Regions from separate parts of the Homo sapiens genome. Here region 1 is linked to region 2. Evidence: chromatin loops called from intact Hi-C (ENCODE). Cell type or tissue: B cell. All regions are shown on one strand. Links, peaks and the distances in the headings refer to the core of each region. The heading gives the core; the rest is flanking DNA. Region 1 overlaps HMOX2 (heme oxygenase 2). Region 2 holds the start of DNAJA3 (DnaJ heat shock protein family (Hsp40) member A3).

The links. Peaks named below come from ENCODE experiments on the same cell type or tissue, not always from the same donor. Only the 100,000 strongest peaks of a DNase experiment are listed, where the experiment ranks them.
Region 1: it touches region 2 in a loop (16-fold over the local background); 4 of 110 quality-filtered maps call a loop at or near these places.

What each region holds. Positions count from the first base shown.
Region 1 is chr16:4,499,002-4,514,979 of GRCh38, reverse strand. HMOX2 (heme oxygenase 2) reads right to left here. Exons shown (of 6, transcript NM_002134.4): 2 at 9,370-9,496; 3 at 7,968-8,085; 4 at 6,776-7,267; 5 at 5,442-5,568; 6 at 4,633-5,351. The coding sequence starts at 9,455. The coding sequence ends at 5,224. It overlaps CDIP1 (cell death inducing p53 target 1), which reads left to right. Exons shown (of 6, transcript NM_013399.3): 2 at 316-405; 3 at 836-934; 4 at 1,129-1,284; 5 at 1,916-2,189; 6 at 2,297-4,311. The coding sequence starts at 850. The coding sequence ends at 2,408. Among named protein-coding and RNA genes, the nearest start is that of HMOX2, 31 kb to the right of the region's middle. RefSeq lists enhancers at 181-708, 709-1,235, 1,236-1,763 and a silencer at 14,378-14,672. In B cell, for the core only: CTCF peaks have their summits at 8,202 and 8,402 (motif pointing left); DNase peaks (open chromatin) are centred at 8,389 and 9,459; H3K4me3 peaks cover 1,312 bases; H3K27ac peaks cover 3,964 bases.
Region 2 is chr16:4,415,495-4,431,472 of GRCh38, reverse strand. It overlaps DNAJA3 (DnaJ heat shock protein family (Hsp40) member A3), which reads right to left and starts at 5,605. Exons shown (of 12, transcript NM_005147.6): 1 at 5,381-5,605. The coding sequence starts at 5,591. LOC124903635 (a long non-coding RNA gene) reads left to right here and starts at 5,684. Exons shown (of 3, transcript XR_007064963.1): 1 at 5,684-5,995; 2 at 10,920-11,114; 3 at 14,512-14,748. It overlaps CORO7-PAM16 (CORO7-PAM16 readthrough), which reads left to right and starts at 14,877. Exons shown (of 31, transcript NM_001201479.2): 1 at 14,877-15,014. The coding sequence starts at 14,955. CORO7 (coronin 7) reads left to right here and starts at 14,877. Exons shown (of 28, transcript NM_024535.5): 1 at 14,877-15,014. The coding sequence starts at 14,955. In B cell, for the core only: no CTCF peak of the experiment used is centred there; DNase peaks (open chromatin) are centred at 5,822 and 6,472; H3K4me3 peaks cover 1,979 bases; H3K27ac peaks cover 2,530 bases.

The DNA of each region.
Region 1 (15,978 bases), core at 3,546-11,545, 82 kb before region 2:
GGGCACAGGCCAGAGCACAGCTTGCCTGGCAGTCCAGTCCTCATGCATGGGAGCTCAGGCCTGGTGGGAGGGGAGGCAGAGGGCCCAGCCGTGGCCCTTGGGTGCCAGCAGTCCTGGGGGAGGGAGGAAGCAGACCTGCGACGGGACCGAGGAATGGAGGGGTGGTCGGGTGTGTGGATGGCAGAGTGACAGCTAGGGAGAAGCCGGATGTGGAAGGGGAGGAACTGTGTGGTATGCCCAGGCCCCTGGGCCCAGCCCTGGCTTGGCAGCCCTTGCTCCCTGCTGAGGGCCCTGCCTTTCCTTCCCCTGAAACAGCTCCCGGAGCCCTGCCTGTTCCCTGTCCATCCAGGCCAGCAGCTGAAGGAGCCTCACCTGCCTCCCTTCTCTGAGTAGCACGGATTTGAGGTAAGAAATCCCCCAGAACCCCCATTCCCAGTGCAGCCTGTGGCAGAGATCGGTCCAGTGTCTCCTCCGACTGCCTTAGTGCCCGCTAAACGTTTGGGGAGGGGAGAGCTCGGTGCCAAACTGCTCTCGTGTGGGGCAAGTGCTGAGTTAGGCTCCTTGGGGGACTTTACCTCACTGGGCCCTGCTTCCTGGGTTCTGTCCTTGCCCTTCAGCTTCCAAACAGGGAAGAGCAGGTGACTACTGAGAGGTGAGGATGGTGGCTCTGGGCTAGGTGGCCCTGGGAAAGGTGGGGGATCCCCAGTGCCTGGAGGCAGACCCTTCTGAGGATGGTCACACGCCTTGTGCAGCATCTTGGCCACCCCACAGGGCTGAAGGAGAAGGAACCTGGCTGGGAGCTTAGTTCATGTCTGGGTTTTCCCTCCATGTCCAGGAGAAGCAGCGAAGATGTCCAGCGAGCCTCCCCCTCCTTATCCTGGGGGCCCCACAGCCCCACTTCTGGAAGAGAAAAGTGGAGCCCCGCCCACCCCAGGTAGGGGGTCACTGTTCCTGAGGCTCCATATTGCAGCCCCCTGCCGCCATGGCATGGTTGGGACTCTCTAAGTGGTGATGCCCACTCCAGGGTTACCCCTGGGCCCCATCTGTGTCCCAAAACAGTGGCCTCTGGTCGAGCTCATCGTGCAGAGGCTCCAGCTCAGTCTCCTCTTTCTGCCTCTCTCTGTCCAGGCCGTTCCTCCCCAGCTGTGATGCAGCCCCCTCCAGGCATGCCACTGCCCCCTGCGGACATTGGCCCCCCACCCTATGAGCCGCCGGGTCACCCAATGCCCCAGCCTGGCTTCATCCCACCACACATGAGTGCAGATGGCACCTACATGCCTCCGGGTGAGTGGGGAAGGGATCTGAGGGGAGCATGGGGAACTCCTGGCTGCTGTCTGGCCTGCGCTGGCTGTCCTCAGTACAGGTGGGCATCTGCTGTAGGGCAGGGACTCCAACACGCCCAACCAGCCCTTGCCTAGGGCTCAGGCTGTGTGTGGACAGGGACTGTGGACGTGGGAAGGTGGGACTGCTCTTATTCAGGCTGGTCAGGAAGGGCTGGTCCTTGGCACACCAGGACCTGACATGGGTGGGGAGGGGCGCCTTGTGTGCAGGAGAGGGGTGGGTGACCCGCAAGGCTTTCCCTCTCTTGGTCATGGGCTTGAGGCTGAGTGCCCTGTCCTTGCATGCTGGAGACAGACAGAGGAGCAGAGGGACCGGGCCATGTGCCTGGCTCTCTGCCACATCTGTCATGGGCCCCAAGGGGTGGGGACCAGGAAGGGCTGGGAGAATGTGGCCCCACTTGACTTAGGGCCCCAGCTGTAAGGCCTCCCACTGGCCCGTTAGGAGGGCGGTAGGAGGTCTGAGGCGTAGCCTTGCACGCTGGGCGCTGTGGACCGTGGGGCTTTGCGCCAATCTCTTTGTCTGGTGCAGGTGGCAGGCCAGTGACCTCTCGCCTCCATCTTCTGTGCCATTCCAGGTTTCTACCCTCCTCCAGGCCCCCACCCACCCATGGGCTACTACCCCCCAGGGCCCTACACGCCAGGGCCCTACCCTGGCCCTGGGGGCCACACAGCCACAGTCCTGGTCCCTTCAGGAGCTGCCACCACGGTGACAGTGCTGCAGGGAGAGATCTTTGAGGGAGCGCCTGTGCAGACGGTGTGTCCCCACTGCCAGCAGGCCATCACCACCAAGATCTCCTACGAGATTGGCTTGATGAATTTCGTGCTGGGTTTCTTCTGTTGCTTCATGGGGTAGGTGGTGTGGGCACTGGTAGGGTGGGGGCTGCACCAGGGTCAACTGGCTGCCTCTGCCTCCTCCGCAGCAGGCCTCAGCCTGTTCTTCCCTGTCTCTGATTCAGATGTGATCTGGGCTGCTGCCTGATCCCCTGCCTCATCAATGACTTCAAGGATGTGACGCACACATGCCCCAGCTGCAAAGCCTACATCTACACGTACAAGCGCCTGTGCTAACGGAGCTGGGACTCGGGACTCCCCCGCCTGTCAGTCTGGCCCCCTGTGCTTTGCTCCCTGTGCTCAGTGGTCACTTTCCCGCTCCCACTTGGGGCTGGGAGCCGTGCCACCATCCCCTAGAAGTCCTGTCCTCTTCACCCTGCCCTACCTGAGCCGCTGACTCTTCTGGCAAAAATTCTGTTGGGATTTAAGGCCAAGGGTCAGTGGGTGGCAGGGGGCTGACAATGAGCTTGTGTGTTGTTGGTCTGCTTGGTGTGTGTGATCGGGAAGATAAGCTGGGAGGGGTCTCCTGCTGGGGTCCTGATGCCTCTGTTTCCAAACAAGGTACAGGTTCAGTCCAGACTCTTTCCCCCTGGGACCAACAGCAGCCAGAGCAGTTAGCCAGTTAGTCCCCAGGCCTGTGGCCACAGGCGTTTCTGACCTGCTGGGCCGAGAATGGGTAAGTTGTCTGGAGTCAGGTGGGCCCACGTAGGACAGGGTCACAAAGCCTGGGTTTGTTTCTGGGTACTTTGCGCCTCTGGGGTGCTAGAGGTGGGGCATGGTGGCTGGAAGTAAAACTGCCAACTCTGGCCCTCAGAACTCTCAGGTATAGAAGCCCAGGATGTCTAATACCCTGTCCCAGTGCCCGAGAGCTGCCTGGTGTCAGGTAGAGAGGACACTGTACCTGGGTGAATGATCAGACCCTGGTAGCTAAGAAGGAACTTGTCCCTTTGAGTCAGTGTGCAGACCCCCTTTCAGGCCATGCCTCTGTGAACCCTGTATTGCTGGGGCCGGAAGGAGCCCCTGAGCCTAGCCCCTTCCCGTCTGCCCTGTGTCCTCACTGCGTGTGGGTATGACCTCTGCCTGGTGGCTGGTGTATCCCAACTGGGCAAGAGATGGCAGAGGGTCCCCCTTGTGGGTGCGCTTGGATGTGCAGAGCCTTCTCCATGGATTTTCTTCCCTGTAAGTGCCGGGCCCCTCACCCCAGCTGACAGGCTGTTGCTGTGCCTGCTCACACCTGCTCCTGCAGGCACACTGGGCTAGGGACGAGGAAGGAGCAGCCACAAGTGGTAGAACTGCCTTGGTGGACACCAGCCTCGCCCTGTCTTTATTTCCTGAATGGTTTGTGAACTTGCTCACCTGGACCACTGTATCCTGCCACTGTCCTTCCTGGTCTCGCACTGCCACTGCATGGCCTCCTGTCACTGTGAATCGTGGCCCAGTCTCAGTTTGTAGTTTCTCATTAAATTGGCCCTTTCACTCCCCCGCCCTGGGCCTCTGCTCTCTTGCCTGGCTTCCTTCTTTTTTGAGGGAAAGAGGGTGGGGCTGCAGGCAGTCTACTGGCAGGACGGGAGGCTGAGTCCTCAGGGTCTCACACCCTCAGTGCTGATGCCATGCCAACTGCCTGGGACAACACCAACACGTAAGGACCTAATTAAACCAAACCAGAGTCGGGTGTAGACCAGCCCTGGGATTTCCAGCTGTGACTGGGCCAGGGCACACGTTGGTCTCGGCAGTGGCTGTAAGGTCACCTTCCTTCCTCTGATGCTGGTTTCAACCATCTATATATGGCATCCACGCATGGGATCTGCAAGCTGGAGCCCTCCTACCCGCAGGCTTGAGCACAGCATCATCCAGCCCTGGGGAGGCGCACCCTTAAGCAACACAGACTGGGCTGAGGCTGACAGGCAGAAGACTAACAGAGCGCAGTCTGCACACGCAGGTTCTGGGCGACCTCTGGCCCTGGCCATCTCTGCACTAACTCATCTGAATTATGAAGGTGGCAGTCTTGGTCAGTAGTTTAAAGAGTTTCCCTACTTTTTAACCCTTTTTGAAATAAAACTTTTACAGGTAGTAGATTCCTATTAATAAAATTATTTAAGTTCATGTTTCTCTTTTAGAGAATGAATTGTTTAAATACAAATATGTGCTTTTTTAAAACCCTTATTTTTAAATATATATATATATTTTAAAAAAACCTTTTAAGTAGGAAACCTCTAAGGTATTTCTGAGCTAAAAAATAGCAGTGCTGGATACACTTTAAAGATCTTTGCAAGACGGTTAGAGTGACTTTGCTTTGGAGACTAGAGGTGCTGGAGAGTAGACCCAGAGCAGGAGGTGGCTGCTGGGAGCCATGATGGACGATGTCCACTCCCCACACAGACATAACATGCCCTTGCTTCTGAGGGACTCTCCTATGGGGAGGTGGCTTGACCCACCCGGTGCCAGGAGGCAGGGAAGGAGGTAGCTTGCAAAGCCCACTTTATTGAGTGCTGGAGCATTTACACAGCGCGGAGGAGGAGATAAGCTGGGGCTGAGCAAACCGCACCCAAGGGGTTAGAGGGATTCTGGGTGAGAGGGATGAGCTCCCAAGGCCTCTGAGGCTTCCACCCACACCCACCCTCACTCCCAGGGTCCAAGAGAGGCCCAGAAGTTGTACAGCAGCATCCAGCAAGGCCCCCTCGCACAGCTTGGACTTACAGGCCACTCACCTCCAACAGGGGAGATAGTCACCCATGTACTGCAAAAACAGGGACTACCGGAAGCAGCCTAGGGCCCAGAAGTGTGGAAGCCTGGAGTAGAGCTGGGTCGGGGGCCAGGCTTGCTGCACTGTGCCGACTGCTCCCAGGGTGACGGCCTGTGCCCAGTGCGGAATATGGCCCATAGAGAGGATGCTGTCAGGCAGAGGCTCTAGCATCTGGCTTTTATTGGTTGCCTTTCTTAAACCCAGCATTTTTTAAAAAGTCACCTGAGGTGGTAGTTTAGTCAGGGCTGGAGAAAGGGGTAGGCCAGTGGTCAGTCGGGAGGAGGGTACCGGTGTGGCATGATGGGTGCTTCACATGTAGTACCAGGCCAAGAGTCCAGCAGCTAGGGCCACACCAGCGGCCAGGATGAACTGGAGGCTGGGCTTCCTCAGCACAGCCATAGCTGTTCGGAAGGGACAGCTGCTGCCCTCCAGGGCACCTGTGTGGCAGCACCAATAGGAGACATGGCATCAGTGGAGTCTCCTGCTACACCTGCCCCAGGAGGGGAGCTCAGGACACACAGACCTACCTTTGTCTTGTTCAGCAGCGTAGAAAGGGCATTTACGCATGTCTCCTTTCCCATCGTGTACAGGGAACCCATCCTCCAAGGTCTCTCTGGCCAGTGTGGAGCCGGCCTGGTCCAGTTCATTGAATATCTGCAGGAGCAGAGGATCGACTGAGCCATCTTTGGGCTGCCCATACTTTTTTTTTTTTTTTAAATGTCTTTTGAGATGAGGTCTCTGTTGCCCAGGCTAGAGTGCAGTGTTATGAACATGGCTAACTCACTGCAGCCTCAAACTCCTAGGCTCAAGTGGTCCTCCCACCTTATCCTCCTACGTGTGTGTACCACCATACCTGGCTAATTTTTAAATTTTGTGGGGAGATGGTGTCTCACCTTGGTTGCCCAGGCTGGTCTTCAACTCCTGGGGTCAAGTAATGCCCCTGCCTCAGCCTCCCAAAGTGCTGGGATTACAGGCATGAGCTACTGCGCCTGGCTACACTCTCCTTTTAGAGGACGCCCTCCAGAGAGAGTGAGCTGGAGCAGGTGAGCTTGCTCAGGTGTGCCAACTACACAGCAAGCAGCACTGGTGGGCGGCAGCTGCACTGCCTGATGGTCTTCCCTCCCTAGCAAGAGCTCTGGGGAGGTGTGGATATTGGTACCCCAAGAAGGCTGCCAAATGCTGGGTCTCCCCTGGGAACTGACCAGAGATGTAGCCTTCTCTGAGGTGGCTCAAGCCACTGAAACTACCACAGCACAGACAGGAGGGCATGAGTACATCCCCATTTCTAGGTGCTGGTTATTTTTTTATCAAGAAGCAACAGAAAACCTGGAACATGGGAGAATGAGACTGTGGCAGGGCATACTCATCCTGAGTGCCCTGGGAGGCCTCAGTGGAAGCTGACAGGACCTGGGGACAGAGTAAGCTTCCCCAGGTTCAGCCTCATCTAAAGGCTACTTGTAAACAGAGCTTATTTACTCTCCTTGGTGGCACTGGCTCTCTATTAACTTATAAAGCAGGGCTTCTCAGAGCAAAACTTGAAAAGAAAATTAACCATTCTTCAAGACCAGCATCCTGCAATGAGGGAGGAAGCCAGCTCCATTCTTCCAGACCCCTCTATGTGCGAGAGGACTCACCCTTCCCAAAACACTACCCACTGGCATCTATCACACCAGGCCTCCATGCTGGGAACCACCCACTGGGCCCACAAGCTCTGGTGGCCAATCTGGTGGCCACCTTCCTCTCGGCACCCTGCAGCTCATCTGTCCTAATGCCATGTGTGCCTTCATGGGCCACTATGGATCTGCTACCACTGTCAAAGTTTCCCTCTTCAGCCCTAGCAGCTGGCAGCCCCCAATAGTACCTGCATGTTATACTCAAAAGCCTTGTTGGCCTCCTCCACGATCCTCTCTTTGGTCTTCATGTTCAGGTCCAGGGCGTTCATCCTGGCCCGGTAGAGCTGCTTGAACTGCTGGGCATTGTCCACATTCTCAAACAGGTAGAACTGGGTCCCTTCCCCTGTGCTGGGGAGTTTCAGTGCTCGCTGGGCCACCTTCTTCAGCACCTGGCCCCCCGAGAGATCCCCCATGTAGCGGGTGTATGCATGGGCCACCAGTAGCTCCGGCTCGTTCTGCCCTATGTAGTGGATCCGCTCCACGTACTTCTGGGCAGCCTTGGGGCACTGCACCTGCTCCTCCCAGTTTTCACCAAAGAAATACTCCATGTCCTTGGTCAGCGCCTCCTTCCGGTGCAGCTCCATGGGGAAGTACAAAGGGGCAAAGGCTGGATGGTCCTTGTTGCGCTCCATTTCCTCCTCGAGGGCTGAGTATGTGAAGTAAAGTGCCGTGGTGGCCAGCTGTGGAGGTGACAGGAGGAGGCCAGCTATGCCTGAGCACACCACATCCGAGCAGCTGGATGCAGAGGCTCAAGTGACAACCCCCAACCCCAAAGACCCAATCCTATGGTCCATTTTTATGTAGTGAATTATTTAACACACAAGGAAGCTTTTGTTTCTTAAAGGAATGGCATGGTGAAGTCTTTGGAACACGCATACTTTTGCTTCCTTCACACCACTATGTTATTCTATCTAAGCCATGAGAACCAATTTTTTTTTTTTTTGGCGGGGTAAAGAGTCTCGCTCTGTCACCCAGGCTGGAGTACAGTGGGACGATCTCGGCTCACTGTAACCTCCGCCTCCCAGGTTCAAGTGACTCTCCCACCTCAGCCTCCCAAGTAGCTGGGAGTACAGGCACGCGCCACCACACCCGGCTAATTTTTGTATTCTTAGTAGAGACAGGGTTTCACCATGTTGGCCAGGCTGGTCTCAAACTCCTGGCCTCAAGTGATCCACCTGCCTCGGCCTCCCAAAGTGCTGGGATTACAGACATGAGCCACTGTACCCAGCCGAGAGCCAGAGCTTAACGTCAAGAAGGAATGGAGTGTGGAGAAAAGCCCAGCTTTTCCCTCAGAGTGGCTCCAGGGGCACTTTTCTCATGGGACCAAGGCCCCCACCCCAACCCCATATGACAGTCTGGAACCCAATGCGGGGCACAAACCTTAAACAGCTCCTTCTTAATGTTGCCTTTCAAGAAGTCCTTGACAAACTGGGTGTTTTCTGCCCGGTCGTGTGCTTCCTTGGTCCCTTCCTTCAGGAGCTCCGAGAGGTCAGCCATTCTGTGGAGAGATGGGAGGTGTTTGTGTGTCAATTAGCCCTTCCCAGCTTTCCAGAAAGGACCATAGAGAGAAGATTGAGTCCACACCCCAAGGTGACCACCTGTTGTACTGGAGGCTGGGGCTTCTCAGACACTTCACTCCAACACAAATAGCAGCAACTTGTCAGGGAACACAGGACAAGCAGACATGACATTCTGCTCCAAGGACTCAGGACACAAGGGATAACTGTGGCCTGCTCCTTGAGAGTAGTACCCACGTCCATGTGTCTGTGTTGGGAACCACCCAAATGAGCAATGCTTTGCTTCTGTGGCCACCTAGTGGTCGAAGAGACACACATCTGTATTCCCTTCAGTATTTGCTGGCTTCTCTAAGAACAGCCTGCCTTGGAACGTGTCTTCTGGAATTCACACACCTCAGTAAGGCTGTGACCATGGGTCTCCTCAGATGGCCCTACTGCCTTCCTCCCACCTTGGACCCACAGCTTCTTTGAGACTATATGTGACTAGGACCAAGCACGGAAGGATGCAAAGGAGACAACCGAGAGGCTAGGGCCAGGACGCTGGGTTTGTGCTGCTTAACGAAATTACACAGTTGTAAAGGTGTGTGGATGGATGGACAAGGTAGAAAACATGTGATCCTAAAGATGGTGGTACTTGGGCAGGGGCTTACATGTGTCCACACAATCCATCTACAAGAGTGAGAAAAATTTGGCCTTATCATGGTCTGGCTTCTGCTGTCTTCTTTAGGAGATTAGCTCGTTATCATCCATGTGCTGAGAATCAATTTATTATTAGCAATTATTTCAAGGGATAAAAAAAAAACTTGGCCAATGACAGGGCTATGAGAGGCTAATGATGCAGAACAGGGCCTGGAAGCTCAGGTTTAGCATGAGCTGTCCCTATACAGAGTAAGGAAAGGCTGCCCTGCAGTCTTTTATGTGGTAAAAGACTGAACAGAGCCAGCTTTGCCTGCGTTTACCCTTTCTCAGCCCAGATGAGGAAACGCACAAGTTTTTAAAAAGAAAAAAGGATAACTACCATCAAATCCTATCAGCACTCCCAGGAGCACCTGCCCTGCCTCCTTGGATGAGACAATGGACCAGTGGGGAGAGTTCTAAGCAGCCGAAGCTGTATGCGGTCCCTGCAGGGCCAAGCAGGCACCCAGGGGTCCAGAGCTCATGGCCCATGGCCACTCCCCAGTGCTGCCAACAGACAAAACCAGGTGTGCTGAGCACGACAGGTGCTGGGCCCACCTGATTCAGTGCAGCCAGCCCCCATCGCTCACCTCATTTGGTTCTCCTTTTCTAGGGCCCCAGAGTTCTTTTTTTCTGACTCGTCTACCCCCTCTGAGGTTTCCACTTCCGCTGACATTGCTGCTGGGTGTGGTTCTTGCTGCTCTCGCTCCTCTGGTCCTGCAGAGACACAAGGAGCTGGTGATGTGGCACCCACGGCAGTCACTTCCCCAAATACCTGTCGGTTCTGCTTTCCTCAGAGCGAATGTAACCAAGGTGACACCCACACACCCCAGGATTGTTTTCTTTAAAATAAAGCTCTGCCATTACTGGGACCATAGTGGAATATGGAAAAAATCTGAATATGAACAATGTATTAGGTAATAGCATTGTATTGACATTAAGCTTGCTGGTTTTTAAAAATAATTGTACTGCGATTATATAAGAGAATGTCTTTGTTCCTAAGAAATACACACTGGGGTATTCAGAAGTAAAGGTACACTGCCTGCAACTCCCTGTCAGATGGTTCAGAAGACAGTGTGTGTGCATGTGCATATGCTGCAGGGTGGGGGACACTGGCAAGTCAGAAAAGCAAACAAGGCAAAATCCTAGCAGTGAATCTGGGGAAGAGGTATGAGAGTTCTTTGTACTATTCTTACCATTTTTCTGTATGCTTAAAACTGTATCAAGGCAGGGCACAGTGGCTCATGCCTGTAATCCCAGCACTTTGGGAGGCCGAGGCAGACTGGAGTTTGAGACTAGCCTGGTTAACATGGTGAAACCCTGTCTCTACTAAAAATACAAAAAATAGCCGGGCATGGTGGTGCACACTTGTAATCCCAGCTACTCGGGAGGCTCAGGCAGGAGAATCTCTTGAGCCCAGGAGGCAGAGGTTGCAGTGAGCCGAGATCACGCCGTTGCACTCCAGCCTGGGCAACAAGAGCGAAACTGTCTTAAAAAAAAAAAAAAAAAAAAAAAAAAGACCGTATCAAAATTAAAAGTTAGGCCAGACACGGTGGCTCATGCCTGTAATCCCACCACTTTGGGAGGCCAAGGTGGGTGGATCACCTGAGGTTAGGAGTTTAAGACCAGCCTGACCAACATGGAGAAACCCTGTTTCTACTAAAAATGCAAAATTAGCCGGATGTGGTGGCGCGTGCCTGTAATCCCAGCTACTCAGGAGGCTGAGGCAGGAGAATCACTTGAACCTACGAAGCAGAAGTTGCAGTGAGCCAAGATCGCGCCACTGCACTCCAGCCTGGGCAATAAGAGTGAAACTCTGTCCAAAAAAAAAAAAAAAAAAAAAAAATTGAAAGTTACCAAAAACAAAGAAAACCTCAAAAACCTTAGGGAAACAAAAAGCTTGGCAAGCAACGCACAGTTCCACCCCTCTGCAAGCGTGCTGAGGCCAGTTCATCCTACCTGTGAGAGGCTGGGTGCCTTGTGCAGAAGGCAGCCTACAGGAGTTACCAAAAAAGCAGACTGTCCCTAGCCTACTCAGGACTTTGCTAGGCTGAAGGAAATATTAAGTTGGCCAATCAATTCCCATTGCCTGCTGCAAATGCTGAGCCTTTGTCAGCCAGGGAAACACAGTCCCATAACAAGGCAAGCTCATCCTCCATCCCTCGGGGCTTCTGCTCAGGCAATGTAAGGCGCAGCCCATTTGGGGAATCTTCCACATGAATAGCAGCACAGTAGCACCGACAACTAATAAAGTAACTCACAAAGACAGAACTGGGGCCAAATCAGGCCAAACTGGGCCAAGGAAAAAGAACTTATTTACTGAGCATTTTCTATGTGCTCTACCCAGAAACAGGTGTCAAGAAGAACACAGAAGTGTTAAGAAATGGTCCTTAAAAGGCCCAAGGCACATATCCTTCCTGAGTTTTCTCTAGATACCTAGTTACATTTTTGTTATCTTTTAGGATATTATAGTACATGGTTTGCTCACTGAGGTCTTTTTGAACCATCTCTCTCACCTTTAGATTTAGCATCTCTACTGGGATTATTTTAGGAAGTCAAGCAATAACTCATATAGCACAATGCCTACCATGTGATAAGCACTCAATGAATGTTACATCATGATCATACTTTATTTTGACTGAGGCTTAGTGATGTCTGAGAACACTCAGAAAATAAACATCGGGATGTACAGAAAAATGGAACCTTCTCTTGACTCCAAATCAGAGACACTCTACTCTGCAATAATGCTGATGAACTGTACGATGCACAGCACAGTCTAGAAGAATGTGAAAGCAGGCAGGTATTACATGCAGGGAAGAGTATGCAGAGGGCTTCCTGGGGCAGGACCCTCAACACAGACAGGATTTGGGGCAGGGCTGGGGGAGGGCCTCCAGATCAAGGGAATATTATGAACAAAGCCAGAAATGGGTAGTTCACAGAGATAGCATAAGGCTGCCCAGCTGTGCGTCCACTTACCAAGGGGCAAAAACAGGCATTGCAAGCTGTAGAATAAGCCTCACATGGGCCTTCAGACCTTGATTTATAAATGTTTTCTTTTTTTTTTTTGGTAAAAGTACAGCTTTGCTAGCCGGGCGCGGTGGCTCACGCCTGTAATCCCAACACTTTGGGAGGCCGAGGTGGGCAGATCAGGAGGTCAGGAGTCCGAGACCGGCCTGGCCAACATGGTAAAACCCTGTCTCTACTAAAAATACAAAAATTAGCCAGGCATGGTGGCACACACCTGTAATCCCAGCTACTCAGGAGGCTGAGGCAGGAGAATCGCTTGAACCTGGGAGGCGGAGGTTGCAGTGAGCCGAGATGGAGCCACTGCACTCCAGCCTGTAATCCCAGCTACTTGGGAGGCTGATGTAGGAGGATTTCTTGAGCCTGGGAGACAGAGGTTGCAGTGAGTCGAGATCATGCCACTGCACTCCAGCCTGGCCGACAAAGTAAGACTCTGTCTCAAAAATAAATAAATAAAATACTTTAAATAATAAGAACAGCTTTGCTGTACACCCTTGAGGACCCTGAGAGCCAAAATTTGTCTCTGGCTGCTCAGTTCTCAGGCAGCAGAGAAAAAGGTGCTGGGATGAAAACACTGAGCTATCTAGAGGAGGGAGGGGTGCAGTAAAGGGTCCTGGAGCCTCTAGATGGGTGATGGAAGTAAAGGACCAGGCTGAGGGCACACACACACCAGGCTGAGGGTCCAGGTACCCCAGGACCACAGGCCCCATGCTTCTTACAGGCAAAATGAGGCAAAGACAAGTGCCATCCATGGCCCAGGTTACCAACTGCAGTAACTTCAGCGTGCTTCTTGCCATTTGCACCTACTTATCATGCTGCACAACAGTGATAGGGAACGTGATTAAATCTCATTAACTGTGTTTTACTCAATAATAACTGCATGCTCTGGGAGAGTATAGTCTTGCTTAATTAAACAACAAGTCCTTGTGCTTCTCCGAAAAATACAAAAAGGAGCCAGGCACAGTGGTTCGCACCTATAATCCCAGCATTTAGGGAGGCCGAGGTGGGCAGATCACCTGAGGTCAGCAGTTCGAGACCAGCCTGGCCAACATGGTGAAAGCCCATCTCTACTAGAAATACAAAAATGAGCCAGGCATGGTGGTGGGCAATTTTTTGTAATCTGCTGTCCACGACTTCAAATTTTCTACACTCAAAATAGGTTCTACCGATTTTACTTTGAAGGAAAGCTAACAGGAAGAATACTGAGTTCTCAAGGCGGGCTGAAAGTACCAACTACCATCTGTACAGACCTGGGGGCTGGGGGCAGAGGAGGCTCCTGGGAAGGCTCGGTTAGCATATTCAACCCACAGACTGGGGCCAGGGGAGGCGACCCTGTGGCCTAGCCACTGTCCAAGGGAGTGGCCACACAGTGTGGCATTCAGAGGCCACCTTGCAACTGCAGAAACATAATTTTTTTTCACTTTCTGAAAAGCTACATGTCCAGACTTAGTCTGGCTGGTTTCTATACTTGAATGCTCTTTTCTTTGCAGGAACCATTGGAATCTCTAGAAAATTGAGGGCCAAATCATAAATATAGAACCTTTTTAGACTTCAATGTCTAATATCCACAAGAAGCTACATGTTCCCCACCCCCACAAAAGAGAAAAAAAGATCCTAAAATATTCCACTCTGGGAAATACACTTCAAGAAATAGTAATAGTAATTGTAATCTGTATCAAAATAATACCCAGCCATACTATGATGTTAGGAAAAAAACAACACACAGCCTAAGAACAAAGGGCATGACTGCTCAAACAACAGTCAACAATGGAATCCTGGCACAGCCGGGGCAAGTTGATAAGCTGTGTTCATGCATGGAAAAGCCTACAGAAACTTTTTATTTTTTTAAAAAGGATCCCAAACACCGACTATAACTGTGTGCAAAAGTATACTGATAATGACAAGTGGGAAATTTGGAGAGCTATAAATACTTGTTTTTTGTTGGACTTTTTAGCCAACTGGCTGCTTCTTTTATATGGAGTGACTCAATTCTCTTGGAAAGAAAAAGGGAAGAGGGAGGGGAAGGCAGCGAAGGGAAGGGAAAAAAGAAACCGAGAGACAGGAATTGGACCAAGCAAACCAGCTAAGATCCCGCACTGCATTAACTAACTAGTCAATGGAAGCTCCTGGGTCCTCTTTTCTGTTACAAATTCTAGAAAGGCCAGTCTACCCTCTCTCTTTCCCATTTCCAAAAAACTGGGACCCTCTGTTTATAAAATCTACCTCCACTACTCCATAATTCCAGTACTCCTAGCTGTTCACCTCATCAGCTGCTGATTCTCATTCCAACACCTGAGCTAACAGAAGCAGTAACAAAGTTCCTATCACAGTTACTTCAAGCAAAAGAGGTTCCTTTAGACCAGCTCAGCAGATCCAGAACACTGTCTCAAAGCTTTTGCTCCTGCTAAATTGCTGGCATGAGGCACTACCAGGACTTCTGAGACAACGAAGATGGTAAATCCTCCTCCATGGAGACTAAGTCCAACAAATTTCAGGTCAGGTAACTCAGTGCATTGCTACCAGGTGGGAATATAATCTAAGGACTATATTATAATTCATTTCCCATCTGGTCATACAGAAAGGAACAATAAAGACTTCTTTGCCCTGGAGAAACCTGAACTGAAGGAAGAGAGCAGGTTGCTGAGCTCAGCCAGCACCGAGAGTAAGCAACAGCAGACTGACTCACTCCCTGGAATGAGAACAATTCTGCAGGCTTCTGACTCAATGAAATAGTGACACTTGACAGTGACCAGCTACTACACTGCATGAGATGCCCACAACATGAACTCGGGTTGTTACCCCACAAACACAGGGAGGCTAAGTGGCTGCTCAGAGACTTCTGCACTGGGACTCCACGAGTGCTCCCTCCCTGCTGAACACCTTGCAGTTGGGCATCAGGATTCTTACCATCACCCTGGATGGGGGTCCCCTGCCTGCTTCCTAGAAGGCTGTTTGCAGCTCAGAGCTCACTCCGATATAAAATTGCCACCATATTAATATGAGGTGATTACGCTTCAGCTTCCACAACTGACTGTCATCCTGTCTTCCCAGTTAAACCAAAAGCTTCCTACAAGAGAGATCCAGATTCCCTCAGATTCAGATCAGGGTCCAATATGACTTATAGGCCAGCACCCTGGGGAGCATCCAACCTGAGTTACAGCTGTTGCAAATACACAGATGGAGTTCCTACTGAGAAAGCCAGTTAAATAGAGGATTTGTGTGCCTGTGCCTGTGTGTGTAACAAGAAAATAACAGCTAAATTCTAAAATACCAAGTAAAGTAATACAAATTTTTAATTGGGTCCCATGTCTCTAAATTAACTGTATGAAATCTGTTTTGACTTCTCTTCAGATCTGACTTGACTCCTAAGTTTTTAACTGACAATTATATTTATGGGGTACAGTGTGATGTTTGGACACATGTATACATTGGGGAATAATTAAATCAGGGTTATTAACATATCCATCAGCTCACATGCTTATCATTTCTTTGTGGTGACAACTTTTAAAATCCACTCTTTTACCAATTTTGAAGTATACAATACTATTATAATATTAACCATATTAACTATAGTCACCATGCTGTAAGGCAGATCATCAGACCTTATTTCTCCTAACTGAAATTTTGTACCCTTTGATCAACATCTCCCCTTTCCACACCCACCCTTCCCTTCCCCCAGCCGCTGGTAACCAACATGTTACACTCTCCTTCTATAACTGACTTTTTCAGATTTCACATATAAGTGATATCATGCACCATTTGTCTTTCTTTCTTTGGCTTACTTCACTTAGCATAATGTCCTCTAGATGCATCCATGTAGTCACAAATGACAGAATTTCCTTCTTGTTTATGGTTGAGTAGTATTCCATCGTGCATAAATACCAGCTTTTAAAAATCCATTAATCCACTGTGTGCTGCGAAGACTAAGTGGGCTAACACGCATGAATGTTTGACAAAATGCAGCACCACCTCAAATATTGAGCTCTTACTGAGGAAGTCGCTGGTGAGAATGAGCAATTGGGTGATTGTTAAACACTGAGGAAGAACAAGAAATCCAGCAATTTCAGATAGTTCTGGGCAGGTCACACCTGAGGACTTCTGACTCAGACCTCATTCTCCAGCAGCGTCAGGAAATAGGAATATCTGCCCTTTCTAAGGTGAGCCACGTGAGCACT
Region 2 (15,978 bases), core at 2,533-10,532:
CAGGAGAATGGATAGGAATGGTCAGGATACTTAAAATTAGAAATAGGAAATAAATCCGTGTGTTTGGCACACCCAATATCCTCGGGATACAAAAAGCACACTGGAAGTAGTAGGGGTCAGGAGACCACTTTGTGTTTCTTCAGTCAGACTTGAGAAAACACTAGACCTGACTTATTATTGAACTTGTACTCAACCCTCTTTTTATTTCGGAGTAAGGGGTTGCCCGGCCCAGTCCAGCCTCTCTCTCACCACTCATTCCAATGCCACAAGGCGGAGGCTGGTAGTGACCTGTGGCAGCTGTGGCTTCAACATTACGGGCAGAGAACACGGACAGGAGTTAGTACAGAGATAGTAACGCACAAAACTGCATGTGGATAAAGACAAATCACGTTTAATTACAAGACTGATGGCTTTGTTTTTTCTTTTTTTGAGACAGAGTCTCACTCTGTCACCCAGGCTGGAGTGCAGTGGTGTGATCTCGGTTCACTGCAACCTCCATCTCCCAGGTTCGAGCGATTCTTCTGCTTTAGCCTCTCAAGTAGCCAGGACTATAGGCGCACACCACCACACCTGGCTAATTTTTGTATTTTTAGTAGGTAAGAAGTTTCACCATGTTGGCCAGGCTGGTCTCGAACTCCTGACCTCAAGTGATCCGCCGGCCTCATCCTACCAAAGTGCTGGGGTTACAGGCATGAGCCACCATCCCCAGTCTGATGACTTTTGACATTATCCATAGGGCATCAATGATTAACAATAATTAGATTTCATTTAATAGACTATTTATTTTATCACATATGACCAGTAAATGTCCTGTCCTTTTTAGAACAACCCAGAATAAAATAAGCCTCCAAGTCGTTCTAAGAATGGCCAACCCACTGTCCAACAACTGCTTTCTTTTTTTTTTTTTTTGACAGGGAGTTTGGCTCTTGTTGCCCAGGCTGGAGGGCAGTGGCGCGATCTCGGCTCACTGCAACCTCTGCCTCCTGGGTTCAAGCGATTCTCCTGTCTCAGCCTCCCGAGTAGCTGGGATTACAGGAACCCGCCACCACGCCTGACCAACTTTTTCTATTTTTAGTAGAGACAAGCTTTGGCCATCTTGGCCAGGCTGGTCTCAAACTCCTGACCTCAGGCGATCAACCCACCTCCCAAAGTAATGGGATTGCAGGCATGAGCCACCATACCTGGCCACCAACAACTGCTTTCTTTCTGCTTGGAAGAAAAGTCACATCTAAAATGTTGTTATGTCATCTTACTACTAGATTTGAGACAAGATCACAGACTAGTGTTTGGACGCTGAGTTAATGACCTTTTCAAAATTTTTTTTTTTAAGAGACAGGGGTCTCATTATGTTGCCTAGGCCAAATTCAAATTCCTGGACTCCAGCAATCCTCCCACCTCAACCTCCTGAGTAGCTAGGACTATAGAGGCTCGCCACCACATGGCTTCTCAGTTGATGACTTTATTAATTTTTTGGTAGAGAAAGAGTCATACTCTGTTGCCCAGGCTGGAGTGCAGTGGCATCATCATGGCTCACTGCAGCCTCAACCTTCTGGGCTCAAGTGAAACTCCCACCTCAGCCTCCCAAGCAGCTGGGAGTACAGGCAGTTGCCACCATAGTTGGCTAATTTTTTTTTTTTTGAGACACAGTTTCGCTCTTGTTGATCAGGCTGGAGTGCAATGGCGCTAACTCGGCTCACGGCAACCTCCGACTTTCACGTTCAAGCAATTCTCCTGCCCCAGCCTCCCGAGTACCCGGGTTTACAGGCATGCGCCACCAGGCCTGGCTAATTTTGTATTTTTTGTAGAGACGGGGTTTCTCCATGTTGATCAGGCTGGTCTCAAACTCCTGACTTCAGGTGATCCGCCCGCATAGGCCTCCCAAAGTGCTGGGATTACAGGCGTGAGCCACCATGTCCGGCCACAGTCAGCTAATTTTTAAAAATCTTTTTGTAGGCCGGGCGCGGTGACTCACACCTGTAATCCCAGCACTTTAGGAGGCTGAGGTGGACAGATCATGGGTAAAGAGATCGAGACCATCCTGGCCAATATGGTGAAATCCAGTATCTGCTAAAAATACAAAAATTAACTGGGAGTGGTGGCACGTGCCTGTAGTCCCAGCTACTCAGGAGACTGAGGCAAGAGGATCACTTGAACCCAGGAAGCGGAGGATGCGGTGAGCCGAGATCACGGTGAGTCAAGATCATGGTGAGCCGAGATCGCACCACTGCACTCCAGCCTGGCTACAGAGCAAGACTCCGTCTCAAACAAACAAACAAAAAAAATCTTGGCCGGGCGCGGTGGCTCACACCTGTAATCCCAGCACTTTGGGAGGCGGAGGCGGGTGGATCACGAGGTCAGGAGATCGAGACGTCCTGGCTAACACAGTGAAACTCCATCTCTACTAAAAATACAAAAAATTAGCTGGGCGCGGTTGCAGGTGCCTGTAGTCCCAGCTACTCGGGAGGCTGAGGCAGGAGAATGGCCTGAACCCGGGAGGCGGAGTTTGCAGTGAGCCGAGATCGTGCCACTGCACTCCAGCCTGGGCGACAGAGTGAGACTCCGTCTCAAAAAAAAAAAAAAAAAAAAAAAATCTTTTTGTAGAGATGGGATCTGCCTATGTTGCCCAGGCTGGTCCCAAACTGCTAGGCTCATGTGATCCTCCTGCCTCAGCGCCAGCATAGCGCTGGAATTACAGTCGTGAGCCACCCCGCCCAACCAGTTGATGACTCTATCTGTGAAAACAGCACGTACCCTGAAGGATGCCACCTCTCACCTGTGTACACTACCTGATATAAAACTTGCCCATGGCAGGTTATGAGCTCACTTGGGGAACAAGACAGCTAACCGCAGTTCCTTAGTCACAGCTTCACACAAAGCTTAGTGTTTAGTGCCTGTTTCTCTCTTTCACATACACAATAATAACGAGTGCTCCCAAATTTGTACAGCTGGAACATGAACAAATTTGGCTTAATAAAACAAGTCACCTAAGGATTAATATTTGAATGAAAAGATGCAGCCAGATTCTATTTAAAACAACCTTGACATTAGAAAATGTTAGCAAGCTCTAAAAATGGCCACTTTTGCTCATGTTGAAAAATCTAGCCTGGCATGGTGGCACACACCTATAAGCCCAGCATCTTGGGAGGCTGAAGTGAGCCAGGATCACATCACTGCAATTTGGCCTGGGCAACAGAGCAAGAGTCCATCTCAAAATAAAAATAAGGCCGGTCGCGGTGGCTCAAGCCTGTAATTCCAGCACTTTGGGAGGCTGAGGCGGGTGGATCACAAGTTCAGGAGATCGAGACCATCTTGGCTAACACGGTGAAACCCTGTCTCTACTAAAAATACAAAAAATTAGCTGGGCGTGGTGGCGGGCGCCTGTAGTCCCAGCTACTCAGAAGGCTGAGGCAGGAGAATGGCGTGAACCCGGGAGGCGGAGCTTGCAGTGAGCTGAGATAGCGCCACTGCACTCCAGCCTGGGCAACACAGCGAGACTCCGTCTCAAAAAAAAAAAAAATTCATTCTGTTGGCCAGGTGCAGTGGCTGATGCCTGTAACCCCAGCACTTTGGGAAGCTGAAGCAAGGGAATCACTTTAGCCCAGCCTGGGTAACATGGTGAAACCCCATCTACAGAAAACTAGCTGGGTGTGGTGGTGCATGCCTGTAGTCCCAGCTACTCAGGAGGCTGAGGATGGAGGATCGATTGAACCTGGGAGGTCAAGGTTGCACTGAGTTGTAATTGTGCCTCTGCACCAGTCTGGGCAACAGGAGGCCCTGTCTTAAAAAATAATTAAATACATAAATAATCATTCTCTTAACCAAACACACATCCAATCTCTTTGTTCTCTGCCATCTCCTCAGTGCCCAGAACAGTGGCTGGCATACAATTGGCCTCAATTAACACCTGTGAATGAATGAATTTTCAGACAGGTGCTCGAAGGGGTTAAATAATACACCCCGCTCACAGACGCTGGGGAAGTTCACCCCTGAAGCCCAGGCTCTTTTCTTTACATTGCATGAAGTAACCACAATTACTGATACTTTAATGATTGTCTACTATGTAACTATTACAAACTGGATTGCAACAGGAAGTTAGTTGGTATAAATTATCTTGTCAGGGCCCTTTAATTAATCTTTATAAATTTATAGATAGCTTAAATACCATTTGCACAAATTCTAGAGGACACAAAACTAGCACAATTCAGGTACGTACAACACACAGCACAAAACACACGGCATAAGAAAAGAAGGCTAAGCAGGGCACGGTGGTTCACGCCTGTAATCCCAGCACTTTGGGAAGCCAAGGGGAGGCGGATCACCTGAGGTCTGGAGTTTGAGACCAGCCTGGCCAACATGGCGAAATCCCGTCTCTATTAAAGATACAAAAATTGGCCAGGCGTGGTGGCGCATGCCTCTAGTTCCAGCTACTGGGGAGGCTGAGGCAGGATAATCTCTTGAACCCAGGAGTCGGAGGTTGCAGTGAGTCGAGATTGAGCCACTGCACTCCGGCCTGGGCAACAGAGCAAGATTCAGTTTCAAAAAAAAAAAGAAAAGAAAAGAAAAGAAAACATGACTAAGCACTTCAAGGCTTAATGTATAATTCAGTGTCATCTCAGGCAATGATATCAAGCCTCCACCTCCTTGTGACATTTATAAGTGGTTTAACATCTAAGCCTCAGTATCTTTATAAAATGGAATAACAGTGCCTATCATGTGGAAATGTGATGTAAGGGGAAAACCATGCCTGGCCAACAGTAAGTGCTCAATAAATGTCTGACTGTGTTATTATTACAATCACCAACTAAAGACTTCTAAAAAGATTGTTAACTGTGCCCTTCAATTAGCACCACGTGGTAGAAAGAGCGTAAACTATGACATGACTGCTTTGGGTTTGAGACAACTCTTCTAGTCTAACTCCATGACCTTGGGCTGGTCGATTCCTCCGTTGAATCTCAGTTTCTCATTCTTTAAAATGGTGATGACGGCAGGCATCTTGCAGGGTTGTTGTAACAAAGTACCTAGGCCTCTCCGAATGGCAGTTAGCTCTTCCCTTCCGCTACGGGCTAGAAGGTGGAGAGATGGGAAAGGAAGAGGACGAGGGAGCAGCGGCCTCCAGAAATGTTGACAGAGAGGTGAAGGTTCACGATCTACGGGGCGTTTCATCACCGCCGCCGGGGGCTCCACGCTTCTCTCCCTTCCTTGACGGCTGAGCAGCCACTGGGGCCTCCCCGCCTCCTGCCTGTCTGTGTCTCCGGCAATTGTGCATCCGCGTCGGAAGACACCCTCCACCCCACTACCCCTGCAGCCGTAGTCACAGCGAGGAGACTCACTCTTTTCTAGGCCCTGAAACCGCCACTCGGAAGTTGGAACCTGCCCTCACCTGTAAGGCTGACACCAGGTCTCAATGTCAGCAGCGCTCGGGGGCCGCAAGAGGTCAGGGAAGACGCAAAGGCGGGGACGCTCAGCTTGCGGCTCAGCCATGCCCCCACCACGCCCTCCCTGGGCGGCCGGGCCCCTCTACCCGATATAGCCGGCAGCCGCGGGGTCCCCACAACCACCAGCAACCAGCGTGTGGAGCACCGCGCAGCCATCTTGGCCCGGGGACTCTGCGCCTGCGCCGCCCGGCTCTAGGTGGGCCTCGCGGGAACGGCGGGCGCGCGTAGAGGCGCATGCGTCGCGCACGCGCAGGCGCACCGTACGCGTAGCCGCAGCCAACGCGCCTTCCGGGTAGCCATCGCCGAAACGGGGTTTGCTCTGAAGAGTGTTGTTAGGTAGACTCGCCGTGCAGAACCTCGCTATTCTGTGCTAGACAACCAATGGGTGTACGTTATCGGTGTAAGGACGTGGTTGAATGTAGCCGAACTTAAGTGGTCCGAGGGGTCTGGCTAAGGGCGAGACTACAAGTCCCAGCATACAACGCGGTCCTCCGTCGCGCCGCTCCCAGCATGTAGTGCGTGGTTTCCTCCTGCTGACCCTGAGACTTACGACGAATTGCGTGAGTTTTACTCATGCCGTCTCCGCGCGCTTCTAGTAAATCTTCGTCGCCACCCTCAGAATCCTGGCCGCAGTCTCACTGTCTCTTAGGCTGATTCCCCACCCGCCTCCTCTAACAAGACTCAGTTCTCCTTTTTTTCTTTTTTTTTTTTTTGACAGAGAGTCTCGCTCTGTCGCCAGGCTGGAGTGCAGTGGCGCGATCTCAACTCACTGCAACCTCCTCCTCCCGGGTTCAAGCAATTCTCTGCCTCAGTCTCCCGAGTAGCAGGGATTACAGGCGCGCGCCACCGCGCCCGGCTAATTTTTTTGTATTTTTAGTAGAGACGGGGTTTCACCATCTTGGCCAGGCTGGGTCTTGAACTCCTGACCTCGTGATCCACCCGTCTCGGCCTCCCAGAGTGCTGGGATTACAGGCGAGAGCCACCGCGCCGACCTCAGCTCTCTCCTTAAGCGTGTTAGCCTTCTCCAAACCTGCAGTGAACTTGCTGGTTCCGAATGGGAGCCGTGCTGCCCAAAAACTAAATTAGTAAAACTTGTGAGCGCCTACTGTGTGTCATGCATGTTCTAGAATATCGGGGATACAGTGATGCCTGATACACCATCCCTGTTCGGGAGGAGCAAACAATGACTCGAGAGAGGCTCCTTAGCAACTAACAATGTTAAATGCTATCACAGGAATAAGCACTGTTACAGTCATACAAGGTGAAGGAGTCATTCCATTTCTAAAATGGGAGAGAGGAAGTTTGGGATGTCAGGGCTTCTAAGAGGTAAGATTCAAACTGAACATCGATGAAAAGTGTGTCAGGTAGGGATGGAGTATTCCAAGTAGCCTGAACTTAAGAAACAAATGTCTAAGATATGAAAGTGTTTGCCTTCTTTGCTTAAACCCTAAATTTAAGAGTATGTGATGAGGCCGGTCGCGGTGACTCACGCCTGTAATTCCAGCATTTTGGGAGGCCGAGGTGCCGGCGGATCACGAGGTCAGGAGTGCCAGACCAGCCTGGCCAACATGGTGAAACCCCGTCTCTACGAAAAATACAAAAATTAGCCAGTCATGGTAGCACGCACCTGTAATCCCAGCTCCTCGGGAGGCTGAGGCAGGAGACTCGCTTGAACCCAGGAGGCGGAGGTTGCAGTGAGCCAAGATCGCGCCACTGCACTCCAGCCTGGGCAAGAGAAACTCCATCTCAAAAAAAAAAAAAAAAAGAAAAGAAGTGGTGGCCGGGCGCAGTGGCTCACGCCTGTAATCCCAGCACTTTGGGAGGCCGAGGCGGGCGGATCACCTGAGGTCCGGAGTTCGAGACCAGCCTGACCAACATGGAGAAACCCCGTCTCTACTAAAAATACAAAATTAGCCGGGCGTGGTGGCGCATGCCTGTAATCCCAGCTACTCCGGAGGCTGAGGCAGGAGAATGGCTTGAACCCGGAAGGTGGAGGTTGCAGTGAGCCGAGATCACGCCATTGCACTCCAGCCTGGGCAAAAAGAGCGAAACTCTGTCTCAAAAAAAAAAAGTATGTGATGAGATGAGGCTAGGAAGGGAGACCTGACCTGGTTAGTCTTGCAAAGGACTTTCAATTTTCACACTCCCACCATCATAACCACCTCAAGCAATGGGGAAAAAACCTGAGGATTCTTGTTTGGATTTAAAACAAACTGTGCTCATAAATCTTCACCCCCATCCCCAAAGCCTGGGAATCTGTGCTACTCCCCCTCCCCGCTACTCCCAGCATTGTACACCAAATTTTTGTGTACGTGGATGTTAATTTGGGTAGATACCCATAGCTTTCGTCAAATTCTCCACAGGCATTGAGACTCGAAGATTAAAAACCACCGGTCCTGCCAGGCACGGTGGCTCACGCCTGTAATCCCAGCACTCTGGGAGGCTGAGGCAGGCGGATCACCTAAGGTCAGCAGTTCGAGACTAGCCTGACCAACATGGAGAAACCCTGTCTCTACTAAAAATACAAAATTAGCTGGATGTGGTGGCGCATGCCTGTAATCCCAGCTACTCGGGAAGCTGAGGCAGGAGAATTGCTTGAACCCAGGAGGCGGAGGTTGCGGTGAGCCGAGATCGCGCCATTGCACTCCAGCCTGGGCAACAAGAGTGAAACTCCCTCTCAAAAAAAAATAATAATAATAAATAAATAAATAAAACCACCAGTCCTTTGAAGAACAGTGACCAAGCTATTGTAAATTGCAAGTAATAGTTGGAGAGAGTTTGGGCTACGGAATGGGGAGGACTGAGATGAACAAGGGTGTTGGGAGGTGAGCAAGAGTTCCTTTAATACATTCAGCAAATACTTAAATGACCAGCATAGTGATGAAGAGTATGGGTTCTGGGCCAGGCACAATGGCTCACGCCTGTAATCCCAGCACTCTGGGAGGCTGAGGCGGGCGGATCACCTGAGGTCAGGAGTTCAAGACCAGCCTGGCCAACACGATGAAACCCTGTCTCTACTAAAAATACAAAAATTAGCCGGGAATGGTGGCAGGCGCCTGTAATCCCAGCTACTCGGGAGGCTGAGGCAGGAGAATTGCTTGAACCCGGGAGGCGGAGGTTGCAGTGAGCTGAGATAGTGCCACTGTACTCCAGCCTGGGTGACAGAGTGAGACTTTGTCTCAAAAAAAAAAGATACGGGTTCTGACTGGGCGCGGTGGCTCATGCCTGTAATCCCAGCGCTCTGGGAGGCCGAGGAGGGCAGATCACAGCGTCAGGAGTTCAAGACCAGTCTGGCCAACATAGTTAAACCCCGTCTCTACTAAAAATACAAAAATTAGCCAGGTATGGTGGCACATGCCTGTATTTCCAGCTACTGGGGAGGCTGAGGCAGGAAAATCGCTTGAACCCAGAAGGCAGAGGTTGCAGTGAACCAAGATCGCGCCACTGCACTCCAGCCTGGGCAACAAGATCAAAACTCCGTCTCAAACAAAAAAAGAGTATGGGTTCTGTGGCCAGGCGCGGTGGCTCACACCTGTAATCCTAGCATTTTGGGAGGCTGAGGCGGGCGGATCACCTGAGGTCAGGTGTTGGAGACTAGCCTGGCCAACATGGAGAAACCTCGTCTCTACTGAAAATACAAAAGTTAGCCGGGCGTGATGGTAGGCGCCTATAATCCCAGCTACTCGGGAGGCTGAGGCAGGAGAATTGCTTGAATCAAGGAGATGGAGGTTGCAGTGAGCCAAGATTGCGGCACTGCACTCCAGCCTGGGCGACAGAGTGAGGCTCTGTCTCAAAAATAAAGAGAAAAAGAGTATGGGTTCTGTGCTAGGCATGGTGGCTCATGCCTGTCAATCCCTGCACCTTGGGAGGCCAAGGCAGGAGAATCACTTGGGCCCAGAAGTTCAAGACCAGCCTTGGCAACATAGCAAGACCTCATCTTTACAAAAAAAAATTTTTTAATTGGCCGGGCATGGTGGCGCATGCTTGTGGTCCCAGTTATTTGGGAGGCCAAGGTGGGAGGACCACTTCAGTCCAGGAGTTCAAGTCTACAGTGAGCTATGATAGTGCCACTGCATTGCAGCCTGAGCAACAGAGCAAGACACTTTCTCAAAAAAAAAAAAAAAAAAAAAAAAAAAAAGAGTATAGCTCTGGAGTCAGACAGCCTGGGATTGAATTCTAGCTGTGCCACTTACCAGCTGTGTGTCCTTGGGCAACTTACTTCACTCTGTTCTTCTGTTTCCTTTTCTCTAGAATGGGGACATAGGCCAGGCACGGTGGCTCACACCTGTAATCCCAGCATTTTGAGAGGCTGAGGTGGGAGGATTGCTTGAGTCTGGGAGGCTGAGGCTGCAATGGGCCATGATTGTGCCACCGCACTCCAGCCTGGGTGACAAATGGAGACCATATGTCAAATAAATAAATGAGGACTTAATAGTAACGACGTCGGCCAGGCGTGGTGGCTCACGCCTGTAATCTCAGCACTTTGGGAGGCCGAGGTGGGGGGATCACCTGAGGTTCAAGAGCAGCCTGGCCAACATGGTGAAACCCCATCTGTACTAAAGAGTACAAAAATTGCCGGGTGTGGTGGCTCACGCCTGTAATCCTAGCACTTTGGGAGGCCGAGGCAGGTGGATCACCTGAGGTCAGGAGTTCAAGACCAGCCTGGGCCACTTGGTGAAACCCTGTCACTACAAAAATACAAAAATGAGCCGGGCACAGCGGCACGTGCCTATAATCCCAGCTACTTTGGAGGCTGAGGCATGGGAATCACTTGAACCCAGGGGGTGGAGGCTGCAGTGAGCTGAGATTGCACCACTGCACTCCAGCCTGGGCAACAGTGAGACTCTTCCTCAAAAAAAAAAAAAAAAAAAATTTCACCAGGCGTGGTGGCGCGCACCTGTAGTCCCAGTTACTGGGGAGACTGAGGCAGGAGAATCACTTGAACCTGGGAGGCGGAGGTTGCAGTGAGCCGAGATCACGCCACTGCATTCCAGCCTGCACAACACAGCAAGACTCTGTCTCAAAATAAAGCAAAACAAAAAATAGTAATGTCCTCAAAGGGTCATCTGAGTGACATAATCATGTAAAGGCTTCCTATAGTACTTGATGCGTAGCCATTGCTCAATCTGTGTTGGCCCCATGTGCCAGGCTGTACTAAGCACTGAGGATACTAAGAACTCAGACAGAGTTACTTACTCACGGGGAGCCCAAAACTTAGGAGAAATGGGGGTTGGGGGGATGCTGCTGGTTGAGAAGAACAACTTTCAAGTATAGAAGCTGAAAACAAGAGCCAAAAGGACTTCCATTTACTACCTCAGAGTGAGTTAGGAACTAGAGGAGAGCTCAGTAATATGAAAACTGTCACCGTTGTAACTTCCCCCCCTTTTTTTCTTTGTATTTTCGTTTATCCCCCATCTAGTTCCCCATAGTGATGAACAGTAAAAATCCTCCACGTTGAAATGGTGTGTGTGTTCTTGTTTTCAGGGATAGCAGGAAGGCTGATTGTTGGGGAGCCAGTATTTTCTATTATGAAGCAGAGAACTCTTAAGGAGTGGAGTGGATGATGGTAATTACCAAAAGAGAGGACAAAGTCCTTGGGATCTGCCACACAGAAGAAAGAAAAACATGGGAAAGACTCCCAGCTGAGAGCAGCCTGGGCCTATGCCTGGTCTCTTTTTGGTTAGACTTTATTATTATTTATTTTTGAGACAGTGTTTTGCTCTTGTTGTCCAGGCTGGAGTGCAATGGCACGATCTTGACTCACTGCAACCTCCACCTCCTGGGTTCAAGCGATTCTCCTGCCTCAGCCTCCTGAGTAGCTGGGATTACAGGCATGCACCACTGCACCCAGCTAATTTTGTATTTTTGGTACAGACGGGGTTTCGCCATGTTGGCCAGGCTGGTCTCGAACTCCTGACCTTAAGTGATCTGCCCGCCTCAGTCTCCCAAACTGCTGAGATTACAGGCATGAGCCACTGTTCCCTGGCTTTGTTTTCTATTTTGATATGAGCCCAACCCTATGAGGTAGGTAGCGGGAGGACTATTCCCATTTTTACAAACGGACACCACCCCGCCCACAAAGAAAAAAAACAACAATAAAATAAGCTCTGAAAGATGAAAAGACTTGTCCAAGGCCACACAGCTAGTAAGTGAGTGAATGAAGACCCAAGCCCAGGTCTTCTCACAACAAAACTGTGTGTTTTTCCTTTAAACCACGTGCCTATCAATCGTCATTGCGATCAGTATCTCCCAAGCATATGGCTCTTGGGAGTTTCTGAAGTACTTTCTCATGCTTATTTTCATTTGCTTTTCACAACAAAAGAGAGGCAGGGCAAGCATTTATTACTACCATGGGTACAAACTGCTGCCCTGCCTTTCAAGGACTTCTGCTGCAACTGGACACAAATGGATCCATCCCAGGCTTGTTGCCAAAGACTGCAGAAGCCACAAGCTACACCTATCCTCAGTGCCAGTCAGAATATGATCCCGTGTTCTCCAGGCAGAAGCTCAAAAATGTGAGCTTTAAGGAGAAACAGGCCGGGCACAGTGGCTCACGCTTGTAATCCTAGCACTTTGGGAGGCCGAGGTGGGCAGACAGCCTGAGCTCAGGAGTTTGAGACCAGCCTGGGCAACATGGCGAAATCCCATATCTACTAAAAATTCAAAAATTAGCCAGGCATGGTGGTATGCACCTGTAATCCCAGCTACTCGGGAGGCTGAGGTAGGAAAATCACTTTAATCCAGGAGACAGGTTATGGTGAGCTGAGATCACACCATTGCACTGCCTTGGCAACAGAGACTTTATCTCAAAAAAAAAAAAAAAAAAAAGGAGAAACAAATGTTACTTGCAAAGGGAACACAAAGTCGTAAGCGTTTCCCCCTCCACACTTTCATTTCACTAGACCAGCAATTCCACAGAGCACTTTCCCCATCTCCTGAGCTGTGGATATCTGTGAGAGCTGCGAAGGGGTTTAATGGTGCTCCCCGACAGTGCTGGGCTGAAGGCAATGGGAGACAAGACGGTCTCTGTGATTTCTTGCTGAAACCACTGATCATTTGAAGTATAATGGGACTGGCCAAGTTCATGGCTGCCAATGGCTGCAACTCTCCCATGTGAGCTCAGAGATCTTTTACAGAGGGCAGAAGAGCCTGAGCCCAGCTCTTCAGGGGCATGATTTGTCTTAAGTATAGCATTTTCTTTACTTCACACAGAGTATAGGACAATTCCAAGTGGGTGAGGAATGTGTGGTCCAGATGTTCTGGTCTGTGATGTCTGTAGCAGGTGCAGTTCCCTATGAAAGGGGATGATGAGCTGTGCCTCGGTCGCCTAGGATCCAGTGGGACCACTGTCCTGATGATTTTCTTTCTTTCTTTTTTTTTTTGAGACAAAATCTCGCTTTTGTCTCCCATACTGGAGTGCAATGGCATGATCTCGGCTCATTGCAACCTCCACCTCCCGGGTTCAAGTGATTCTCCTGCCACAGCCTCCCGAGTAGCTGGGATTACAGGCACCTGCCACCACGCCTTGTATTTTTAGTAGAGACGGGGTTTCACCATGGTGGCCAGGCTGGTCTTGAACTCCTGACCTCAGGTGATCCACCCACCTCGGCCTCCCAAAGTGCTGGGATTATAGGCGTGAGCCACCATGCCCAGCCACTTGATGATTTTCTTTTTTTTTCTTTTTTTTTTTTTTTTTGAGACAGAGTCTCGCCCTGTCACCCAAGCTGGAGTTCAATGGCACGATCTCGACTCACTGCAACCTCCGCCTCCCGGGTTCAAGCAGTTCTCTGCCTCAGCCTCCCAAGTAGCTGGGATTACAAGCACCCACCACCACGCCCAGCTAATTTTTATATTTTTAGGACAGACAGGGTTTCACCATCTTGGCCAGGCTGGTCTTGAACTCCTGACCTGGTGATCCACCCACCTTGGCCTCCCAAAGTGCTGGGATTACAGGCGTGAGCTACCGCGCCCGGCCAACCTGATGATTTTCTAAAAACCTTTTTGGACTGGGCGCAGTGGCTTATGCCTCTAATCCCAGCACTTTGGGAGGCTGAGGCAGGTGGATCACTTGAGGTCAGGAGTTTGAGACCAGCCTGGCCAACATGGCAAAATCCCATCTCTACTAAAAATACAAAAATTAGGAGTAGTGGCGCACACCTGTAATCCCAGCTGCTTGGGAGGCTGAAGCAGGAGAATCGCTTGAACTCAGGAGGTGGAGGTTGCAGTGAGCTGAGATGACACCACTGCACTCCAGCCTGGGCAACAGAGTGAGACTCTGTCTCAAAACAAACAAACAAAAAGCCTTTTCAATAAACCACAAGTGACTTTGGTTCACAGTAAATACACTTCTGCCCGAACTAAGATAAAATGTAAGCATTGCTTTTCAAACCTTAGAAATGCAAGAATCAGCTGGGTGCGTTGGCTCATTCCTATAATCCCCACACTTTGGCAGGCCAAGTTGGGAGGACTGCTTGAGTCTCGTTCGAGACCAGCCTGACCATCATGGTGAAACCCCGTCTCTTACTAAAAATAAAAAATTAGTTGGGCGCGGTGGCAGGCGCCTGTAATCCCAGCTATTCGGGAGGCTGAGGCAAGAGAATTGCTTGAACCCGCGAGGCAGAGGGTGCAGTGAGCTGAGATCGCGCCACTGCACTCCAGCCTGGGTGACAGGGACTCCGTGTCAAATAAATGAATAAATACTAAAGAAAAATTAAAAGCTATTATTATTATTATTTTTAGAGGCAGGGTCTCTTTCTGTCTCCCAGGCTGGAGTGCAGTGGCACGGTCACAGATAACTGCAGCCTCGACCTCTTGGGCTCAAGGGATACTCCTGCCTCAGTCTCCCAAAGTTCGGGATTACAGACCTGAGCCACCGCGCCTGGCCGGATGCAGAGCGCCTGGCCGGATGCAGAGGCTTTTGAGTAGGCCCGGTGGACAGGGATTTGCTTTAGACCTGGGCCCCTGTTCCCCCTCTGCCTCTTACCACTGGTGTGACCTGGGGACCGACAGTTTACACTCTCCTTTAGCCGGGGGTTTCCTGTCTCTGAAATGGAGCTAATTTCTCCCCTCTCTACAGGAAGAGGTAGATAGTGCTGGAAGGCGTGCTAGGTACACCGCAAAGACTCCACAGCAAATCCTGCACACAAAATCGCGAATGCTGCAGCCGAGACCCCACGCAAGCAAGCACCGCAGGAGACGTGGGCTGACAGCTGCGCCCCACGTGACCTCCCACCCGCGCCAGTCCGTCCCCTCGGTATCAGGGCGTGGCCTCGCGGGGCGGCCGTACCTGGATTGGCCGGGAGGCGGGACCGGTGGTGCGCGCGCGAAAGGAGAGGGGCTTGGGGGCGTGGCCCAGGGGGCCGGAGACGGCTGCGATTGGCAGTGGGGCGCGCCGGGGGCGTGACCGCGGCATTGGGTCCCGGGTGGGGCCGAGGCAGCGGGAGTCGCGGTTGCTCAGCGTGCACCTGAGACCCGACGCCCGGGGTCCTCGAAGACGCGTCCGCCGCCGTGCCCGTCGCCATGAACCGCTTCAGGGTGTCCAAGTTCCGGCACACCGAGGCTCGGCCGCCCCGCCGCGAGGTGAGTCCGGCCCGAGGACCGGGCGCTGTCGCCTCGGGCCCCGTCCGGCTGCCCCTCCCCCTGCCCGGACCCCACAGGGGTGCCCTCCAGGGCCGTCTGGAACCCCGAGACCTCCATCCCCGGGGAACCCCCCTTCAGGCCAGGGCCCCGGCGTCCGGGCCGTTTCGTCGCCGCCGGAGGGCAGAGTCCGGCACTCCCGTGACTCGCTCTGGCGCTCGGTGACCCTGGCGGTCTGCCCGCCTCGCCCACCTCGCCCCGGGACCCCCGAGGCGGCGCAGCCCTCCTAGCCGGGGCCCAGGCCTGCGAGGCCGCCTGCCTTCCCAGCTTCCGGTCGGCCTCGCCGGGAGCCGGGGCTCGGGGCGCTGCCGGCGCCTGGCTCCTCCTCCCTGCCGCCCCGGGTCGCCCCTGCCCCTGGCTGGGCTGTGGGGAGACGCCCCTCTCTCCTCTGGCCCCGGCGAGCCCAAGTGTGTCAGTGGTGGGGAGGGAGCCCCTCGGCCGCACGCGCCCCTCCCTCGGGTTTCCGCCGGTGCTTCCTCCTCTCGCCGCTGGCGCAAGCTCTTTCTTTATCTCGGTGATGCTGCCACGGCTGGGTGGGGCCTGGGGAAGCCTGAGCAGGTGGAGCCCCAAAGAATTGCTGAGCCAGGTGCCGGGAGACCCTTCGGACCCCCGAAACGGCAGGAGGACTGATGAGGGGTGCGCCTTGGAAACGATGTCAGCTCTGCTCTTCCGCTTTCCGTGTTATTTGTAAGGCCTGGGAGTGTCCTCCGATAACTGGGCCTAGGAGTTGACCTCAAGTGACCCCATCAGGGTCCCAGAGCAAGTCAGGGCAGTCTGGGTAGAGGTTCCGTTTTTGTAGTGTGGACTATATTTCCTCTGCTTCCACTTTATGCTGTGCTAAGCTGCTGGAGACATCCCGGTGAACACAACGGCATTTTCCTTCCCCTGTGGCACTTGTAGCCTCATG